Linked DNA regions of Homo sapiens: region 1 is linked to region 2. A link is an interaction called in ENCODE POLR2A ChIA-PET data of the cell type or tissue named here. Cell type or tissue: OCI-LY7. All regions are shown on one strand. Each heading gives the region's core, and the rest is flanking DNA. Links, peaks and the distances in the headings are about the cores only. Region 1 overlaps FOXN3 (forkhead box N3). Region 2 overlaps FOXN3 (forkhead box N3).

Region 1 (7,862 bases), core at 2,761-5,260, 95 kb before region 2:
CCTGTCTCTACTAAAAATACAAAAAATTAGTCAGGCATGGTGGCATGTGCATGTAATCCCAGCTACTCGGGAGGCTGAGGCAGGAGAATCACTTGAACTTGGGAGGCGGAGGTTGCAGTGAGCCAAGATCACGCCATTGCACTCCAGCCTGGGCGACAAGGCGAGACTCGGCCTCAAAAAAAAAAAAAAAAAAAAAAGGTGTATGGCAATCAAAAGGATGGGATACTAGCATAAAACTAGATACCTGTGGCCGGGTGCAGTGGCTCATGCCTGTAATCCCAGCACTTTGGGAGGCCAAGGTGGGCGGATCACAAGATCAGGAGGTCAAGACCATCCTGGCTAACCGGATGAAACCCCGTCTCTATTAAAAATACAAAAAATTAGCCGGGCATGGTGGCACTTGCCTGTAGTCCCAGCTACTCAGGAGGCTGAGACAGGAGAATCGCTTGAACCTGGGAGGCAGAGGTTGCAGTGAGTTGAGATCACGCCACTGCACTCCAGCCTGGGTGACAGAGCGAGACTCCGTCTCAAAAAACAAACAAACAAACAAACAAAAACAACTACACACCTACCTCTGTGAAATCTAGAAATAGAACAAAGCACTGGTGCAAAACGAGTGTACTATAAATGCAGCATTCAAATCCATGGGGGAGATTAGGACAATTCAAACCCGGATGCAAAGAACCATCAAAAATGAGTGAAGGCCAGCCGGGCACAGTGGCTCACACCTGTAATGCCAGCACTTGGGGAGGCCGAGGCAGGCGGATCATTTGAGGTCAGGAGTTTGAGACCAGCCTGGCCAACATGGTGAAACCCCATCTCTACTAAAAATACAAAAAGTAGCTGGGTGTGGTGGCGGGCACCTGTAATCCCAGCTACTCGGGAGGCTGAGGAATGAGAGTCACATGAACCTGTGAGACAGAGATTGCAGTGAGCCGAGATTGCACTACTGTACTCCAGCCTGGGTGACAGAGCAAGACTCGGTCTCAAAAAAAAAAAAAAAAAGAAGCCAAGGCCCTCGGACTAAAAACTGGGCCTTAAGAGAAGAATACAGCTGGCCAATCCACACGGGCAAGGGTGTCAGCCTCAGCAATTGTAAAAGTAAGGAAAATCAAGCCAAAAAAAAATCTCTATCAATTGGATTAGCAGATACTTAAAAAACTGACAAGACCCAGGGATGACAGGAGAACAGTCAAATATAATATCACAGGACATCTAAGTTGATATAACTTGGAGAAGGGGTAGGGAAAGAAACTGGGATAAATATGTCTATCTCCTTGGTCCATAAATTCAGCTTCTAGGAATTAAACTTTACATTCTACAGCCCACCAATAAAAGGACTCGGGCTTTAATACTGGACAGACCTGAGTGTGTCTTACAATCCCACCACACCTTGCTAGCTGGTAGACCCTGGGAAAGTTACTTGTAGAGTAGATATATACTACTAGCCCCTACAACATTGGACTGTTAGAACTGCATTTATGTACTTAGCATAGCACCAGGCCTAAAGACAGGACCACAGAGGTTATGAGCACTCGCAGTGATACCTCAACCCATATCCTCTGTGTTAGAGGCTGCCCCCACTACCGACTGCCCTGTAAGCTCACAACCACCACCTTCTACAGAAATCCTTTTCGCTGAAGGTCTCAAGAGGCCTGGGATTACAAGATAAATGACTGATAGTACAAAAGCCCTGTCGCTTTGTCCCAAAGAGGACAACTCTAGAACAGTCCCTCAGCAAATCACTCACAACCAAGTCCCTGTCTCAGATTCTGCTTCTAGAGAATCCAGCCTAAGACCCAACTGTTAGGATTTTTATTACCAGGCAAGGGTGCAAAGGTCTAAGTCTCTGCATGTTTACTGAGGCATAACATAAAGAAATGGAAAACAACCAAAATGTCCAGCCACAAACAGATGAATCCATACAAGGGGACATTGCACACATAGTAAAAAAAGAGTACTGTGTATCCATATGAACTGACAAGACTGCCGGGCGCAGCGGCTCACACCTGTAATCCCAGCACTTTGAGAGGCAGGGGATCACTTGAGGTTAGGAGTTCAAGACCAGCCTGGCCAACATGGTGAAACCCCTTCTCTCCTAAAATACGAAAATTAGCTGGGCGTGGTGGCGCATGCCCGTAATCCCAGCTATTCGGGAGGCTGAAGCAGGGGAATCGCTTGAACCTGGGAGGAGAAGGTTGCAGTGAGCCGAGATCATGGCACTGCATCCAGCCTGGGCAACAGAGCAAGATGCTGTCTTAAAAAAAAAAAAAAAGAATTGACAAGAGACGAAGTCCATGTATACTACTGTATGACGCAGCACATGCAGTATGAGCTCAGGCACAAGTAAAGTTTGTGTGGGTAAAGTCACATGTGAAAAGATATTCCAATACCAATGTCCACAGCAGCAGCAGTATTCACAGTAGCAACCCAAATGTCCCTCGATGGCGAATGGATAAACAAAATGTGGTATTATACATACATACAAGAGAGTATTACTCAGCCTTGAAAGGGGCAAAAGTACTGATACATGCTACAACATGGATGAATCTTGGGGACACTGCGCTAAGTGAAAGAAGCCAGTCACAAAAGGACAAACACTATATTATTCCATATATATGAGGTACCCAGAGTAGTCAAATTCGTAGAAACAGAAAGTAGAATGGTGGTTGCCCAGAGCTGGAGAGAGGGGGAAAGGGGGAGTTGGAGAGTATCAGTTTTGCAGAAAGTTCTAGAGATTGGTTGCACAACAGTGTGAATATACTTAACCCTACTGAACTATACTTAAAAGTGATTAAAAGTACATTTTACATTATGGGTATTTTACCACAATTAAGAATTAAAAAGAAAATTTTAAAAATTTTTCTTAAAATGTAACAACACAGAAGTAGGGATACTTTTATTCAGTTCTTTAAACTGTTTTATTGTTTGACCATTCTACATGAGTATATATTGACTTAATAATTAGAAAATACAATAAGCTATTTTAATTCTGGGAAAATACTAATACACTACAAAACGATAAATATTTTACTACACTAGGCTGGTAATCTAAGTCATTCAGGAGTGTGGGTCTTTGGCAGTGAGTGTTTACTTGTTTTTAATAGTGTATAAATTTAACTCTGGTCACTTGTTTTGTCAGCTTCATTTCTTATCTCAGCTCAACCAAAAGAACTTAAATGACATCATCAGTCATTGTTCTGTGACCATTAAAATGTCTAGGTTAATTCCAGAAAAACTGTCAACTAAAGATACTTTTAGAAAATTCCTCTTCCAGATTTTCTTGATTCATTCATTCAACAAAGACTTCTTAAGTGCTTAATAAGTGTCGTGCAACACACAAAGTCTTAGGGACACCATGGTGGCCAAGATGAGCTCAGTTTGTGGATCTCAAACTGGGAAAAGACAGACATGAGATGGACAGGGTGGTGTGGAGCTCTGCTTGTGTTTCCCTACTAGGCCACACGTGTATGCACAAACATACAGACACAGTCACTGAAGCCATCTTTCTCAATGATGTTGATGTTAGCTAACCGAGAACCTTCAAAAATCCCAACAGAGTAAGAGATTTTCAGTGACCAAGACAGTTGAATTTGCTTAATCTGAGACACTCTCATAAACTCAGCCTAAAAGAATGGAAATTTCTTTCTTGCTCAAATTTAATTACTCTTCACGGCTTGCAATAAAGGTCACCTCCCCAGTAATCATGTCTCAGAAAGCCTAGTCATCTCCTTGAATTATTTTCCTAAATGCACTTGATAGATGTTCTTTGATACCAGATCAGCCCCCTCCATATCACCTGGCTCAGACAAACAAAGAGAAGGGGGTGATAAATGTGTCTTTGATGCCCAGGGCCCAGCATCATTCTAGGGCACAAAGACCATCGATCCTTTTTATTCCTTCTCCTACTCATTCTAGACTCTAAATCCAAACACCTTTCTGATCTTAAAATCATTTCCTGAATTATTGTCTCTTGGTGCAGCATCACACAGCAATATCTTGATGAGATAGCACAAATAATTGCTAAATAAAATCTTTAACGTCGGCATAACCCTGAAAGGATATACAGTGAAAATAAGATCGTTACAACGAGGATGAAGCCAGGCGTCAATAGTCCATCAGCTCACCCTTCCACTTGCACAGGAGATCAAAGGCAAGGGCAGCAAACCCAACTAACGAATCTGGGTGTCCAGTCTCGTAGGCATGTCTTTGATTCTCCCCCTTCCCCGAACTCTCCTCCATGGCTTTGCTGTCCTCAGAATGTTGTCCACAGCACGGTTAGAGGAACAAAGAACAGGCAGACCCCAGAATTGCTGTCGAACAGAATGAATATGCAGCTCAGACTCAGGGCAGGCTGAGAAAACTGCAGGGAATTTTAGATGTCACTCTGCCGAAAGATCTGCGTGGGCTATATTGCATACCAGCTCTGAGTTCCTTTTCTAGCATTAACATCAGATTTGTGCTGATCCAGCCATATTCTCCTGGTGGCTCCTGTGGGACTGAGTGCCCATCAATCTGTGAGCCAGATGGCTTAAGCTTATGTGTAGCTGCTGGTCACAGAGGGAAGTGGGGCTAAAGGGGCCCATGCAGATGGTGAGTGGAGCTCTCTAACCACTGGCTGCATCTATCCCAGGCAACTCTCTAAAGAATGATGCTGCTTTCCCTTCTCCCAAGATCCTAGATAAACTCCTTGTTATAAACTACTGCAGCAATGGCCCATGACAATCATGCTTTCCTGTACCCACACCCTCCTGTGGTCCCCGCCAAAAGGAATCTGGCTTGGCCTCTTGACTTGCTACAGCCAATAGGACATTAGCAAATATGACACAAGGAGAAACTGTTGCGTATTGTGTATTGGGGCTTGCTTTCTCTTGTTGCTGGGAACCCTTCTGCCATCAAGTGAAAAAGCTTGGAATCGCTTCCTGAAGGATGTGAGACCCCACAGAGACAGGCCCCAGCTGTCCCAGACATCCCAGCTGAGGTCCAAATATACAAGGGAGCCCAGCTAACACCACAAGGAATAGAGATGAGCCATTCAAGCTGAGCCAACATACAGAACTGCTGAGCAAACAATGATTCTTCTTCTTCTTCTTTTTTGAGTCTCACTCTGTCACCAAGGCTAGATCATGGCTCACTGCAGCCTCGACCTCCCAGGCTCAAGCAATCCTCCTACCTCAGTCTCCTGAATAGTTAGGACTACAGACACGTGTCACCATGTCCAACTACTTTTTTTTTTTTTTTTAATATAGAGATGGAGTCTCATTATGTTGCCCAGACTGGTCTCGAACTCCTGGGCTCAAGTGATCCTCTCACCTCAGCCTCCCAAAGTGCTGGGATTACAGGCATGAGCCACTGCGCCCAGCCTATGATGAATTTTTTTTTTTTTTGAGATGGAGTCTTGCTCTGTCACCCAGGCTGGAGTGCAATGGTGCGATCTTGGCTCACTGCAACCTCCACCTCCCAGGTTCAAGTGATTCTCCTGCCTCAGCCTCCCGAGTAGCTAGATTACAGGGGCCTATCACCACGCCTGGCTACTTTTTGTATTTTTAGTAGAGACGGGGTTTCGCCATGTTGGCCAAGCTGGTTTTGAACTCCTGACCTCAGGTGATCTGCCAGCCTTGGCCTCCCAAAGTGCTGGGATTACAGGAGTGAGCCACCACACCCGGCCACCAATGATGATTCTTTTAAGCCATTAATTTGAGGTGTTTGATCAGCAGCAGGAGCTAACTCATATAACATTCTATGCAGTAGAACCTGCACCACAAAGCAGGATTTCAAGACTGCAATTGGCTTCAAGATGTAGTTTGACAGGTGACTTTAGTGGGTACCTAATGCAAAAAAACAAAAAATAAGTAAAACAGTAAAAGCAATTGACAATACTTTATAAAGCCTGGCCTCTGACAGTGAGTGAGGAAGCTCATAGGATGAAATCATCTGCACATGGCACAGCTGTTTTACATTCAACAGCAGCTCACTCAAGGTAACTCTTCCTACCAGCTCAGTGATGCCAGCTTCAGGAACAGCCACCCCACTTCCTGCGATGTTTTAGAAGGCAAGAGTTCTGGGTGTTAGTGCTGGAGCTGACAGGTAAATGTCCTCTGAGAGTTCCTTCTACCTCTGAGAGCCAGGAAGAAATCTAGACACCCTGGAGGGAATCACTCAGAAATCATTAGACAGTCATTGTACTTCTGAAAGTGCCTGTTTCCTGTTAAGCAGCTCAAAATGTCACCTGAGGGAAAGGCAAATTTCAGCAGGGGTAAAGTGTAGGGTCCCGCAGGAAGACTTCACTTATACGACTGTCTCTTAGAAGCACACCGGATCCTGACACTCCTCTTTCTCTGTGGGATCTGAAATGGTGACAAATAGGAGTTTGGCACCTTTGATTGCAACAATTGAACCTACCTCCTTTCCCCCCCCATAGAAATCCCTCCTTTCCCTGAACCTCTTATGGTACCAGTTCGGGGCCTGTTAGGAACCGGCTGCACAGCAGGAGGTGAGCGGCAGGCGAGCAGGCATTACTGCCTGACTTCGCCTCCCTCCTGTCCCATCAGCTGCAGCATTAGATTCTCATAGGAGTGCAAACCCTACTGTGAACTGCACATGTGAGGGATCTAGGATGCGCGCTCCTTATGGGAATCTAACTAATGCCTGATCCAAGGTGGAACAGTTTCATCCCAAAACTATGTCCCCTACCACTGAAAAACTGTCTTCCATGAAACCACTCCCTGGTGCCAAAAAGGTTGGGGACTGCTATATTAGGGCATCTTATATCCCCCAACTAGCCAGTAAGTTTCTTTAGAGTAGTAACTATGTTTTAATCTTCCCTCCTTCCCTCCCTTTTTCTTTTCTTTCTTCTTCTTCTTCTCTTTTTTTTTTTTTGAGGCGGAGTTTCACTCATGTTGCCCAGGCTGGAGTGCAATGGCGTGATCTCAGCTCACTGCAACCTCCACCTGCCAGATTCAAGTGATTCTCTTGCTTCAGCCACCCAAGTAGCTGGGATTACAGGTGCCCACCACCATGCCCAGCTAATTTTTGTATTTTTAGTAGAGATGGAGTTTCACCATGTTGACCAGGCTGGTCTCAAACTCCCGACCTCAGGTGATCCACCCATCTCAGCCTCCCACAGTACTGGGATTACAGGTGTGAGCCAACACACCCGGCCCCTTTTTCTTTCTCTCATTCATTGATTCAGCAATTGGTTATTAAAAAGCTACAGCCAGGCACAATACAGGAAGCAGCTCACAGCCCAGAGGGGAGAATGCCAAGAAATAATTATAAAACATAATCTTGGCTAACCGTTATCAAGCACCTTTTATGTGTCAGGCTGTGTTCTAAGGATTTTAAATGTTCACTCATTTAATCCTTGCATCAACCCTATGAGAAAGGCAGTGTTTTTATCCTCAGATACAGACAAGGACACTAATGCACAGACAGGTGATATAGCCTGGTTGTGCGCAGCAGTGACTGGTGGAGCTGACCACTCAAATCCGGGTTCTCCCTGCCTTCCTGCACCGTGGCCAGATGAAGCCGCCGACCCGATGCATCTGTATTCTATTTCATGGGCAATGTCAACTCAACCTAGGTTTTGGACTAAACAATGGTTACATCAAAGACGGGCTGGAATGGAGAACGGAGGCAGAAACACCAGACAGAGAAGCTATTGCAGGGAGTGTGAAGATGAGGTGCTGAGGGCCCAGACTGGGCCAACAGGAAAGGCCACCAGGGGCCTGGGCCCAAGAGGACACTTCTGAGACAAAATCAATAGGATGTTGGTACCTGAGTCAAGGGAAGAATCAAAGACAATTCTGAGTTGCTGACTTTGGATACTGGGTTGTACTGGGGTGAAGAGAAAGACCTGAGGA
Region 2 (7,862 bases), core at 2,208-4,707:
ATACTGCATATGGAAAGCACAAAGCAAGCATGCCTATATTTATAAGCTAAAATTGTATTTAAAGCACTCAGCTCTGGATATAATAAACATACTTTTGTACAGTGTTTCCTTTATAAACCCTTTGATGACAATGTTTTTTGTTCAAGTAGCAAGAGGAAAGGTTAAAAAAAAAAGGCACAGAAATAGAAATACACACATACCTTATAATCCAGTCTGGAAAAAAATAACTGCATTCTACTTCTCATTTACAAGTACTCAGAGAGGTTAGTACATGCTAATCTTACACTCCTAAGTAAGACCTGTATTTAGGGAGTGTAAAACTTAATCCCAGACATTAAAACTCTACCTTAATTGATTTAGGCACAGATCATCCATAGACGAAATGAAAAAAAAAAAAAAAAAACTAATGAGAAATTTTATAGAGTAGGGAACAGTGACCTCATGTGAACCCATGGCTCAATCTCAGCTTCCCCAAGAGGGGGATGACCAGGCTTCTGGAAGTGATATATCCAGAATGTGACCCAGACGTTCGTACTTCCTTCCATTTGACAGGAAATAGAAGGAGAGAGAGAAGCAAGTTACACGAAATCACAAGGAAGTAAACAGAATGCAAGTACTCTATAGTGTAAGCCATGGGTCTCTTTTAACAGGGAAGGGAATGAAAAAGGAAAGAGGGCATAGGAGTGCTGCAGACTGACACAGACAGGAAACATCACAAAAGGCACTGCAGGAACCACATTTGGACCCTAATTCAAACAAACATTTTGTAAACAGGGATATCTGAATATGGACCTGGCATTAGGCAACACCAAATAATTGTTCATTTTGTTAGGGGGGACTTGAGCATGGTTGTTATGTAAGAAACCGTCAATTATTCTTATGTATACCGAAATGTTTGAATTGTAAATGTCATCTGCTTCAAACTACTTCAGCAAGGCTGGGTGCAGCGACTCATGCCTATAATCCACAGCACTGTGGGAGGCTGGGGCAGGAGGATTGCTTGAGGCCAGGAATTTGGGACCAGCCAGGGCAACATGGCGAAACCCCGTTTCTATGAAAAATACAAAAAAAAAAAATTAGCCAGGCATGGTGGTATGTACTTGTAGTCCCCCCTTCGGAGGCTAAGGCTAAGGCTTGAGCATGAGAGTCTGAGGCTGCAATAAGCCATGATTATGCCACTGCGCTCCAGCCTGGTCAACAGAGTGAAACCCTGTCTCAAAACAAAAAACCGAAAAACAACTTCAGAAACAGCGACAACAAAAAAGAATAAATAAAATAAGTGTGACAAACCTTTGTCAACTACTGAATCAGGATGTGTGTTATGGGGGTATATCAAGTCATTATACGATTCTAGTTCTGTGTATGTTTGAAAATTTCCGTGATTCAAAAATAAAAATAAAACTCTTATCTTCTGAAGTCCTTTCAGAGATAAAACGAAAGCCAAGCTGTCTCTTTTGCCCTGACTGACTCATTCATGAGAACATGCTCTTGATGAAATCTCAGCAACTGGAAAGACCTCAAGAGGGCACCTAGTTCAGGGATTCTCAAACCTGGCTCCATGCTGGAAACACCTAGGAAGCTTAGCAGAACTACCAGTTTTCCCCAACCCACCTCACACCTAATGAATCACAATCTCCAGAAAGGGGCCCAAGAAAACGGGAATTTTTTTTTTTTTTGAGACAGGGTCTGGCTCTGTCACCTAGGCTGTATCTCGGCTCACTGCAACCTCCACCTCCCGGGCTCACACCATCCTTCCATCTCAGCCTCCTGAGTAGCTGGGACTACAGGAGTATGCCATCATGCTCAGCCAATTATTTTTGTATTTTTTGTAGAGACATACATGTTGCCCAGGCTGGTCTCAAACTCCTGCACTCAAGCAATCCTCCCGCCTTGGCCTCCCAAAGTGCTGGGATTACAGGTGTGAGTCACCGTGCCCGGCTGGGAATTGTTTTTTAAGTGCCACAGGTGATGTAATCTAGTATGTTCCCTCCCCAACATCCCAGCCAAACAGTTGTCCAGCAGGGTATGTGTTCCAAGCCCTCAGGGACAGGGATCACACAGGATTCCACATTTTCACTGCTACGTCAAGCCTAACCGTATTCTTCACTTTCAGAAGAAAATTAAAAGTGGAATAGCTAATTCACTGCATACAACTTGCAAGGTTTCAATGTTCTCGTTCAATTTAAGGTATTTCTCACCAACCTTCAGGTGCATTTAGTCACTGTGTTGAAGGCAACTTCAGTGTGGGAGCTCCCGCCAAATAAAATCTCATAGGAAAAAACAAGTTTACCCATAGAGCTAAAGGAGCTTTCACTGGGCAGAGTATCAGGGAGAATGCCATAGTAGCATACCCCAAGTGACTGGGCCAGGTCAATGCCCTGGAAGGACCTGGGTGTACCTGAGCATACCTGGGAGCCTGCACCTCTCACAGCAGCCAGCAGCTGGCCTGGGGGAACCCAAGAAAGAGGAGAAAAGTGGAAAAACTCACACCTCTTGCTTTGTTCTCACAGAATCGCAAATGCTGGGAACAAACTCCCAACCACAAAACTGACTGGCATTTGATCAGAAACATGTCAACACAGGTCAGGATGGCTGGGAAGCCAGAACTGAATGTTTCATAACATTAACAATCTCAAGTCTTTAAAACCATTCTCTTTCAACAGGTGATACCTGAATGTATCCGGATTGACAATCTTCATCCCTGGAAAACATGACTCCCAGAATCCAGCGGTGGGGGACGGGGGGGTCGCATGGCGGGAGAACAGCTCCTCCCAGTGTGCCTCAACACAGGGCATCCAACACCCACTTGTCACTCCCAAGGCTGACTGATGAATAATGTTCCCAAGTCTCGCTGCACGCCTTGGCGTTGGTCTTTTCTAACATTTCAGAGTGTGCATTTGCTAAATTACTTCTATGTGCACCGGCATTATGTCAAACACGAAGATTCAAGCATGCAGGAACTTGCAGACTCGTTTTACACCAAACTAAACGCCCTGTTTGTTGCTTTATCACTGCTGTGAGGCTTTGGGGGACCTGAGCAGCACTTTCTTCTCCACGTTCTCAGTCTGGAATTGCTTTTGAAGACTTTCCCTTTCTTGCCACAAAGACCCACCTATACAGAAGCTTTAAATACCACAGACCTGGTTCTTTACAGAGGAGCAATGAATGTCCTCTAAGCTCAAAGAATAATCTTAAAGCACTCAAAAAAAGCCAAGTCCAGAGGTGGCTCTCCAAATGCCCAACCTGAGATACGGAGGGAAGGAGAAAGAGCTTCATGGTCAAGGAAATTCCTCTCCCTGATTAAAGGGGCATACTTTGATGGTTACAGCTACACAAAAATAAGGACCTGGGGAGGAGGGAACCAGAAACTTATGAATATTCAGATCTGCACGCTCGACCCAGGCATCATTTGCACCAGTGATCAAAGTAAATCTCTCCTTAGTGCCCACATCTTTCCTCCCAGGCAACACCCCTCCCCAAGCCCCGCGTCCCCACCCCCCATCTCAAACAGAAACCGAGTGAAGAGCATTTGCACACAAACACGTCCAATTTGAGCAAGGAGCAATACGGTTGGCCACTTCCTGATTCATACTCTCCCATGCCAAAGACAAGGAGAATATTCTCAGGCTCAAGATTCTACTTGAAATGGTGACATGTTGCCAGAGAGAAAGAAATTGAAGGCCCCAGCCCCGCACAGCCACTGATCCCACACAACAGTGGTCCTGCGCCCGAACCTGAACTTCAAAAAGAGGGAGAACCAGCACCCCAGCTGCACACAGCAGCATTATTAACACAACACACAAAGCGGGAAAACACAGTCACATGAAAACTTAGTGGAAGGAACTTTCTCTGGCAATTTATCTTAACCGCGGCTGCATTACTTTTCAGGGCTCAAAGTCAGATCACAATTTTGTTTTCCACTTCTTAACAGCTGCCCAATTTCTACGAAACCTATTATGTTCCTTAAAACAAAAATAGGCCAGGCGTGGTGGCTCATGCCTGTAATCCCAGCACTTTGGGAGGCCGAGGTGGCTGAATCACTTGAGCCCTGAAGTTTGAGACCAGCCTGGGCAGCATGGTGAGACACCATCTCTACAAAAAGTATAAAAATTAGCAGGGTGTAGTGGCACACACCTGTGCTCCCAGCTTGTTCGAAGGCTGAGATGCGAGGATCACTCAAGCCCAGGAGGTCAAAGCTGCAGTGGGCAGTGATCACACCATTGCACTCCAGCCTGGGTGACAGAGCAAGACCCTGGTCCCAAAAAAAAAGAGGAAAAAAAAGAAAAAAGAAAAAAGAAAGAAAAAGAAAGCAAATTATTAAAACCGTCTTCTTTTCACTGACCATGAAGTACAAACTATGGCTTTAAAGCAGGGGTCCCCAACCTGGGGCCATGTACCAATCAGTGGTCTGTTAGGAACGGGGCTGCACAGCAGGAGGTCAGCATTGCCACCTGAGCTCCACCTCCTGTCAGATCAGCGGTGGCATTAGATTCTCATAGGAGCACAAACCCTACTGTGAACTGTGTATGCAACGGATCTAGGTTGCGTGCTTCTTATGAGAATCTAATGACTGATGATCTGAAGTAGAACAGTTTCATACCAAAACCATCCCCCTTGGCTCTCCACAAAATGGGTCCCTAGTGCCAAAAACATTGGGGACCTCTGCTTTAAAGTCAATATTAAACTTTTTAAAAGTCAGTCTCTAATGGGACCCTCACTCTGAGCCGGGAATTTCAAAGTTGTCACTTATACAGACACCAGATTTCATGACAGTCACCTGGGCAACTCATGTCTGTTTAGTCTGCGAGCGTAAGTATACTCAAGTCTCTTCTCAATGTTCATCACTGTCCACTTATGCCAGAACACTGGAGAAATTTCCCTTCTCCTAGTTCATATTCAGGGAAAAAAAGAAACACCATTTTTCTCTAGCCCATGGTGGCAGTGTATATACACACACATACTTCACGGTTAATGGCTGTCCTTGGAATACTGACCTTTGTTAAGACCCTAAAACCAAAGTGACCCATCCACACTGAGGGATGTTAACTGAGAACTAATCAATTCTGTAAACCACTGTTTTATCTTTATGGAAACCCTATCAGTGGGAAACTCTCAAATAGTACAAATGCTAATAAACAGTACATAACTAATAGGCTTAGGGAAAGGAAATTCTTTAAAATTATCTAAATGAATTAAATAGACTAAAACCCACTTACAACTGCTACTTCAATGTGGTGAATAGAAATTCATTTTTAATAGAGAAAAATTTTAAATTAAAAAAAAAAAAAGAAAACCTTGGGTTCCAGACACAGAGGCTTACCTGACTCCTCTCTTTGTCCACTTTCTTAAAACACTTATTCAATGATAAATTGTGTCTCACTGAGTTTTTCCACCCAGTAGGTGCATTTGCAAAATACGGAAAATGTTCCAAGATCCAGTTGTAGATATCCTTCACTGGCAGGCGCTTGGTTGGAGAGTCCTCGATGGCCATAAATATGAGGCAGCTGAAGGAGTAGGGGGGTTTGCAGTTGGGGTTCTGCCTGGCATCGTAGGGCATGTCAGAGTGGGCAGGGGATGGGGGGGTGTCATCGTCCAGGTCCTGGACGGGGCTGACACTCCTGAGGACCGACTCCCCAAAGCTCTTCAGCAAGTTCTTGCTCTCGTGCAGCCAGTTCAGGTTGGTCAGCTCTTCATCTTCCATGGCCCCCTCTTCTAATCGGATGTCAGGCAGAGAAAAGTCGAGGTCATCGTCTTCCTGAAGGGCCTTGGAGAAACCGCTGCCCCCGTAACACTGACTCAGTCCACTGGAGACACTAATTCCTGAGCTTTCTGGCTTCTTACTGGGAGGCATGACTGGACCCATTTACGTGAAGGCTCCTAGTAAAGACATCACAAAGAAATGATGAGCTGGCGAGGCCCAAAACAGAAAGGCAGACTGTACCCCTCTGATCCTGTTGCCTCCCTCTGCCGCCTCTATGGAACCCCTGCTACACAGGAACACCACCTTGTGACTCCCACACTAAGCAACACAATCCCACAATTCCACCACAGAGAGATAGGCTGATGAGAAAAATCAGCCCGCCATTCATATAGCAAGGTGACCTGATGCCCCTTAAATAAAATAAGACCAGTAACACCGGCCAGGCACGGTGGCTCACGCCTGTAATCCCAGCACTTTGGGAGGCTGAGGCGGGACGATTGCTTGAGACCAGGAGACCAGTTTTAAAGTACGTTAAATTTTACTGTGAATTATTTTTTCTTCCAGAACAGAAGAAAAGCAAGTAACTTCAGGTACCACACAGAATACATGGGAATGTAAGATAAGCCATTAACTGAAATTAGAGCTGGTGAAAAAAGTCAGGAGAGCAACTGCCAGTTTCAAGACAGCAAATTCAATTCAATTCAACAAAACATGCCATAGAATTCTATCCCTCCACCCCGACCCACCACCATCCCCATTTTTATCAATGACCTAGAACACGGAGTAAAATAACATCTGATGAGAAAAGAAAACGAGGAGGTGGTACGTTTACAAACAGAATGACCCCTACAGACACAAAGCATGTTCAACCCTCCAGCACCCAACGTAACACAGAAAGAACAGTAAAGATAACCAAAAAGGTCTCCCACTCTCCGTAGCGCTAAAACAATATGCTTGGTTTAAAACTGTTAGGTTTTAATTCCCCCCACAAACGAACAGTAAGAAAATCAAGCATCTACCTAGAAAACAAATGAACAGGCTGGGCATGGTGGCTCACGCCTATAATCTCACCACTTTGGGAGGCTGAGGCAGGAGGATCACTTGAGCCCAGGGGTTTGAGACCAGCCTGGGCAACATGGCGAAACCCCATCTCTATGAAAAATACAAAAATTAGCCGGGCATGGTGGCATGTGCCTGTAGTCCCAGCTACTTGGGAGGCTGAGTGGGAGGACTGCTTGAACCCAAGAAGCTGAGGCTGCAGTGAGCCATGACTGTACCACTGCACTCCAGCCTGAGCAACAGAGTGAGATGCTGTCTCAAAAGTTTTGAAGAAGGTAAGGAAGAAGGGAAGGGAATGGAAGAGAAGGGGGAAGGGAACGGAAGAGAAGGGGGAAGGGAACGGAAGAGAAGGGGGAAGGGAAGGGAGAAGGGAAGGGAAGGAAGAAGGGAAAGAAGAAGGAAAAAAAGAAGGGAAGGGAAAGAAGAAAGGAAGGGAAAGAGAAGGGAAAAGGAAGGGAAGGGAGGGGAGAGGAGAGGAGGGGAAGGGAGGGCAAGAGAAGGGAAGGGCAGGGAAGGGCAGGGCAGGGCAGGGCAAGGGGAGGAAGGAGGAAGAAGCGGGAGGGGGAGGAGAAGGGGGAGGAGGAGGAGGGATGGAGGAGGAGGAGGAGGAGGAGAAGAAGGAGGAGGGATGAATGAACATATTTAAAAGCAAAGACATAGGCCAGGCATGGTAGCTCATGCTTATAATCCCATCACTTTGGGAGTCTGAGGCAGGAGGATCCCTTGAGCTCAGAAGTTCAAGACCAGCCTGGCCAACATGGTAAAACGCCATCTCCACCAAAAAAATACAAAAATTCGCTAGGTGTGGTGGTGTGTGCCTGTAGTCCCAGCTACTTGGGAGGCTGAGGTGGGAGGATCACTTGAGCCCAGGAGGTTGAGGCTCACTGCACTCCAGCCTGGGCAACAGAGGGAGACCCTGTCTCAAAAAAATAAATAAATAAAATTAAAAAGGCAAAGACATGACCCTTCTATGTCTCTTAAATGTTCATTAACACCACATCTAAAACAACTGCCACTTCAGCTGTGGAAGCTCTATTAGGGAATTCTAGAAGGCATAATCCTGGGCACTAACCTACCAGCCAAGGGTGCCTGTGAATTATAG

Evidence for each region. Peaks named below come from ENCODE experiments on the same cell type or tissue, not always from the same donor. Only the 100,000 strongest peaks of a DNase experiment are listed, where the experiment ranks them.
Region 1: POLR2A ChIA-PET joins it to region 2 with 5 read pairs; 6 of 35 experiments call an interaction of 5 or more read pairs at or near these places.

What each region holds. Positions count from the first base shown.
Region 1 is chr14:89,311,297-89,319,158 of GRCh38, forward strand. The region is part of intron 3 of FOXN3 (forkhead box N3); the gene reads right to left. Among named protein-coding and RNA genes, the nearest start is that of FOXN3-AS3, 35 kb to the right of the region's middle. In OCI-LY7, for the core only: no CTCF peak of the experiment used is centred there; no DNase peak of the experiment used is centred there.
Region 2 is chr14:89,406,614-89,414,475 of GRCh38, forward strand. FOXN3 (forkhead box N3) reads right to left here. Exons shown (of 6, transcript NM_005197.4): 2 at 5,321-5,877. The coding sequence starts at 5,863. Among named protein-coding and RNA genes, the nearest start is that of FOXN3, 6.7 kb to the right of the region's middle. In OCI-LY7, for the core only: no CTCF peak of the experiment used is centred there; a DNase peak (open chromatin) is centred at 3,485; H3K4me3 peaks cover 1,358 bases; H3K27ac peaks cover 1,373 bases.